Regions from separate parts of the Homo sapiens genome. Here region 1 is linked to region 2. Evidence: chromatin loops called from intact Hi-C (ENCODE). Cell type or tissue: PC-3. All regions are shown on one strand. Each heading gives the region's core, and the rest is flanking DNA. Links, peaks and the distances in the headings are about the cores only.

Region 1 (2,822 bases), core at 283-2,782, 1.2 Mb after region 2:
GTTGTCTTTCTACATTTAATGTCACTTTGATCTTCTGTTGGACACCTGGAATCCATGCCTCTCACATCTCTCAATTCACCTAGTTTGAGTGATTTTGGCTCTATCCCCGGCTCCAGAAGTGGTTGTATGACTCAGGCCTGGCCAGTCAGAACACTGCATCCTGTTCAATTCAGGTCAGAGAGACTCAGGGCAAGCAAGATCTCTCTGCTGAGATTGGAGCTGCGAGAATGAAGGGGAAAGGAGCCTGTCTAAGGACAGGGCCAAGACAGAGGGAGCTGGAGTGAGAGTGAGAGTGAGAGTGAGATTGAGAGAATGAGAGCGAGAGTGCGAAAGAGAAATCACAGTCGGGGGTGACATTTAAGCCTTTGGAGTAAGGCCCATTGGACATTCTCCATCTAGGCTTTTCAGTGATGAGAAAATAAACATCTTGCTTGAGCCAGGTAGACTGCGGCTTTCTATTGCTTGCAATCAAAACAGTTCTAAATCAAATGGCTCTTAAACCAAAAGATGCTCAAACTCATAATAATAAGAAAATAATTGATACAACTTTTTTTTTTAACTCTCAGATTGATTGGCAAAAATTCAAAACATACTGTGTTGGCCAAGCTTTTGGGAAATAGACAATTTTTACATGGCTGCCAGGAGCACAAGCTGGTACAAGCCCTGTGAAGGGCAATTTGAAAATGCCCGTAAACATGACAAATACATGTATCCTCAGATGCACGACAAAGTGAGAATTTTTCTGTTTTTTCATTATTTTTTTCTGACTGGCAGAGAAATTCAGCAGGAATTCTCAGATATATTTAGGTATATTGACACACATGCAAAATGGACCCTATACAAAACTTCTCATTTCAGTATTATTTTAAATGGCAAAACAATCAACTTACATGTTCATCAATAGAGAACTGGGTAAATAAATTTTGGTGTATCCATAAACTGGGAATACTTCAAAGCTAGAGAGGTGGGGGCAAAGAGGAATTTTTATGTACTGATATACAGGATTTCCAAGATATAGTATTATATGGAATAATTAAGACACAGAAAAAAAGGTGTTATAGTACATTATCATGCAAAATAAAAAGTTGCTTTTAAAGTATTTGCTTGTATGTGCATAAAATGGTCTCTGGAAGTATAAAAGAAACTAATAACTTTGCTAACCTTTGATATGTAATAGGTAAAAGGGAAATTTTTTAGCATATTCTTTTTATCATTTTAATTTGTTTTTGAGCCATATGAAAACATTACTTATTCAAAAACTAAATGAATATAAATTTTTAAATTTTCTCATTAGGACCTACAAGCTAAAGAACAGTTAAAAAACAGGCAGTGAAAAGATTCCAGGGGAAACGATTTCACTTCTGTGTTGGAGCTATGGAACTCTAAACCCAGGGGCGGGGTGTGAGGGGTCCTTAGTTTGAATTGTGTGTAGACTAGACTCCATCTTCTAGAATTTCTAATCCTTTCCAGCCTTGAGAGAACCAGTTGCAGATCTGTAAAGAAATATCCCAGGGTTACAGTGGCACCTACAGGACAAACGGAAATGTTTCAGCTTGTTTCTTGGTGCTTTTTTTGTGGGGCGGAAGAGTCAGTGAAACAACAGGCAGTGAAAAAAAAAAAAATACACCAATCTTACTGATCCAGGCAGTGAAATGCATAAGTTGAATGAACCAGCTTCTTCCATTTTCTATGAATATCTGGTCTATTGCAGCCCTGAGAGATCTGTGCTATAAAGCTGGAAATAGATGTTCTGTGATGAGGGTGGCACCTGCAGGACAAAGTGAGAATTTTTCCTGTTTTTTTTTTTTTGTTGTTGTTGTTTTTTAATTGTTTTCTTACTAGCAGAGGAAATCAGCGGAGCATGGAGAGGGCAGGTATTGAGCATGAATTTTCCCCTTAGAGTTGCTAGATGTAAAAGTTTTACTAAAAATAATGGAGACATTGCAAACAAAACTATTTTTATATAAGGCACACACAGAGAATCAGTGTGGAATAGAGAGGTAAAAGTAGACTCTGGTAACATATATTGGCTTTGTCACTCCCCAGCTTTGTGGATTTAGGCAAAAACCACATAACATGACTGAGCTTAGAGGCTACACCTATAAAATGAGGGCAATAAAACTCACCTTAAAGGACTGTTGTCTCTTAACTTTTGAAGGGAGTTTCTTAGCCAGAGAAACCCTAACCTGACAAACAGTAGCCTTCAATTGCTCAATCCCTGAGGCAATTCCAGGCCCCTAAACCCACTCACTCAGGAAATGAGATGTTGAACAGATGCAGTCCATGGAAGGGGCATCCTTCTGAAAGTCCTCACTTTAAATGGGCCATGGAGGATAAAGGACAGGAGAGAAACTTCCAGGGTGGCTAAAGTCATATGACAAAATAGCTCACCTCAACTCTGGAAAGCCAAATGAAAGCCTTTACTTCAATTGTGATCATCTCTCCCTGTTAAGTGTGTAATGTGAATTACGGTTTTCATTTAATCATAGTTTGCTGGACTATGAGAAGCCACATTAGGACCAAGAAAAATATTCATCACCCAAAGATTCTGGACTTAGAGTGACAACAAGTTTACTTACGAGTTTGGAGTTGTTCACCTCACCTCCCTCTGAGATGTGGATGAGCACAGTTTTTACTGTGAGTAGCGTAGCTGCACTGTATTGACACGGGCACTTCTGAACATGTACGTACAGGTAGAAGGATGTGCTGTTCCTGTGACTCAGGCCTGGACAAACAGAGCTGTCCCTCCCCACTTTATAGTGATGGTTCAGGGATAGGTACATGAGAAAATTGAAGTCAGTTAGAGTCAGGCCTAGGACTTT
Region 2 (2,822 bases), core at 283-2,782:
TCACCTATAGCCACCTATAACCACTACTTAAACCATAAAAACATAACCATATAAGTAACCATGCATATAATCACTATTAAAATTCTAAAATATGTTTTAATACACATATGAATTTTAAATATATGTAATTATATATACACACACTTTCATTTTTACTAAAATATTAATCAAACTATATGTATTATTTTATACCCCGATTTTAAAGAAAATTTAATAAGCAGTTTGTATACTTGCAATTTTTTTTACAAAAAGTTTAAAAAATACAGAAATGAATGAAGCCAATTATCACCAATAACTCAAGTAATACAGATAATCACTATTTAAACTTTGGAATATATACTTCTGGACAGATATAGAAAAAACCATTTTATTATTAAATTCTATTTTTAATTTAAATTTTATATGAGCATTTTTCCATGTTATTATATATCTTCTTAAGAAATAATTTTAAGCAGCAGAATAGTTTTATAACATGAAGTACTTTTGATAACATTGGATATAATAAAATCTTTTAAATCTTGGCCAATTTTATAGCAAAACTTTTCATTTTTAAAAAACATACAATCTTTTGATTAGTATTGAAGTTAAATGTGTTTTTCAAATGCTCATAGACCATTTTAAATGATGTCTTATTTATTTTGTCCATTCTGTATGCTATAAATAATTTTTCCATTTTATCATTTCCTTTTATGGCAATTTTCATGCACATATGTTTTCCTTTATATTTTTTCTTCATAATTTTTTTCTTTGCCTTTTTGCTTAAGCTAAATATTCACTTATATGATTTTTTTTTTTTTTGTAGAGATGGAGTCTTGCTCTGTCACCCAGACTGGAGTTCAGTGGTGCGATCTCTGCTCACTGCAACCTCCACCTCTCCTGTTCAAGCAATTCTCCTGCCTCAGCCTCCTGAGTAGCTGGGACTACAAGCGCACACTGCCATGCCTGGCTAATTTCTTTTGTATTTTAGTAGAGACAGGGCTTCACCATGTTGCCCAGGCTGGTCTCAAACTCCTGAACTCAGGCAATCTGCCCGCCTCAGCCTCCCAAAGTGCTAGGATTACAGGTGTGAGCCACCATGCCCAGCCTCACTTATATGTTTTAAAGTTTATTTAATTTTGAATTTGAATTTTTAACATCTGGGATTTATTTGTTATATAATGTAAGGTGACCAAGCATCCTTGTACACGGATTTGAAATTACATCTTTATCACATAATAAATTCTTATGTATGCATTTGAATTTAAAATTTGTGCTAGTGAAGTGATGAAAGCTGCAGTTCAATCTCTAAGCTTTTGTTCCTTTTGTATCTGTTTAGTTAAATGTGGCATTGATTTAGGGTGATACTTTTTCTTTTTTAACACTCCATAAAGCACCAAAGATACATTTAAATTTATATACATACATGTAACTATTTTTCTTCTTTAGGTTTATATTTTCTTTTAAAGCAATACAAGCTTTTTGTAGGAAAAATGTAAGTAAAATTGTAAGGAAGCAGAAAAATTATTTTGATCTCTTTTAATCAACAATAACCACTGATAACACTTTGGCATATTTAGTTTTACAACTTTTTTCACTTTTTCTTCTTTGTGGAGGATACAAGAGATGTAAATAAAGGTCTTTAAATGTTTTCATAATGATGATTGTTTTATGCTTCCAGTAGAACATTAACTTGATTTGTAATAATGAAATTTTTAATCCTCCTAATGGGATTTGAAACATATTTCTTAAAGAACCTAAATGTACAAACTCATATTCTGAAAACAAAAAAACAAATGTTTTTTAAAATTACTCATTAAAATGGAAATTCTCTATTTTCACCAGTGGGTGGCAATCTCAACATATACACTGTTTGGTATTTTCGACAGAACTGTTTATTGCAAAGGGGAAAGCTACCTAAAATGTCTGACAACTGTAACTCCAGCAGCTGTTGTTGCCCTTTAGTTGTTGCCCTTAAAAAAAGAAAAAGAGAAACCTGCAGGAATAATCACAAGTAAGAACATTACACAACATGGAATAAAATTACCCTGGTTTAACGTGGGCTTGGTGAAAATAAAAGCTATGTGTTAAAATACTATTCTTCATACGCTTCTAAAAAATCCAGTGTTTTAAATATTTCTAGAGAGGACTGAAATTTACATCAAATTTCCTACAATTACGTGAGTTTTAACTATTGCAAAAAAAAAAAAAAAGGTTATGGAGGATATAACTGTGATGTGTAAACAGCAAACTTTAATGGTTAGCAAAGCATCCAAAACACATAGCTAAACCAACATTATAGTTAGGGGCATTCAGGTAGTAGAAAGCTTTAAAGAGTGGGTGCATCCACATGGGAAAGACCTGCAAATAGCTGTCTGAAGTTGCGTTATCTCCTATTTGGAAACAAAAACAAACATAAAGCTAAAGTAATTGGTTTTTTAAAGTGCAAAATCCAATAATCTCAAATTTCAGATCATGAAAGAAAGCAGTTTGGGGCATTTCACTGATGTTTTGATCTACATATTTATATACTCAGTCCCCTATTTCAAATATAATATAAACATGGTGATTTTTTTTTATTTTGCAGATAAACCATATACTTTCTTACAGTGGTAATTAAAACCAAATGGCACAAATCACTTGAGAGTGAGAATCCCCAGAGTGCAGGGCAATCTAAAAAAGAGGGTACAGTTGGCAGTAAAGTTACAGAGTTTATCTTCAAACCAAGAGCATGCTCTCAGACAGCTCAAAGCGTTGAATCCACTCTGTCCAACCCAGTTATCTCCTGGTGATTATGACACCCGGCCTCTTGACTCTCTGCAGTATGTCAGTTCACTTGTTTCTAT

The links. Hi-C counts contacts between places; a loop is a spot of excess contacts. Peaks named below come from ENCODE experiments on the same cell type or tissue, not always from the same donor. Only the 100,000 strongest peaks of a DNase experiment are listed, where the experiment ranks them.
Region 1: a loop joins it to region 2, with 9 times the contacts of the local background. A loop is called at or near these places in 12 of 110 quality-filtered maps.

What each region holds. Positions count from the first base shown.
Region 1 is chr7:95,688,971-95,691,792 of GRCh38, forward strand. All of the region lies in intron 2 of LOC105375409 (a long non-coding RNA gene), which reads left to right. Among named protein-coding and RNA genes, the nearest start is that of DYNC1I1, 82 kb to the right of the region's middle. In PC-3, for the core only: a CTCF peak has its summit at 1,698; a DNase peak (open chromatin) is centred at 2,711; H3K27ac peaks cover 536 bases.
Region 2 is chr7:94,447,496-94,450,317 of GRCh38, forward strand. No RefSeq gene overlaps it. Among named protein-coding and RNA genes, the nearest start is that of COL1A2, 54 kb to the left of the region's middle. In PC-3, for the core only: a CTCF peak has its summit at 1,827 (motif pointing right); no DNase peak of the experiment used is centred there.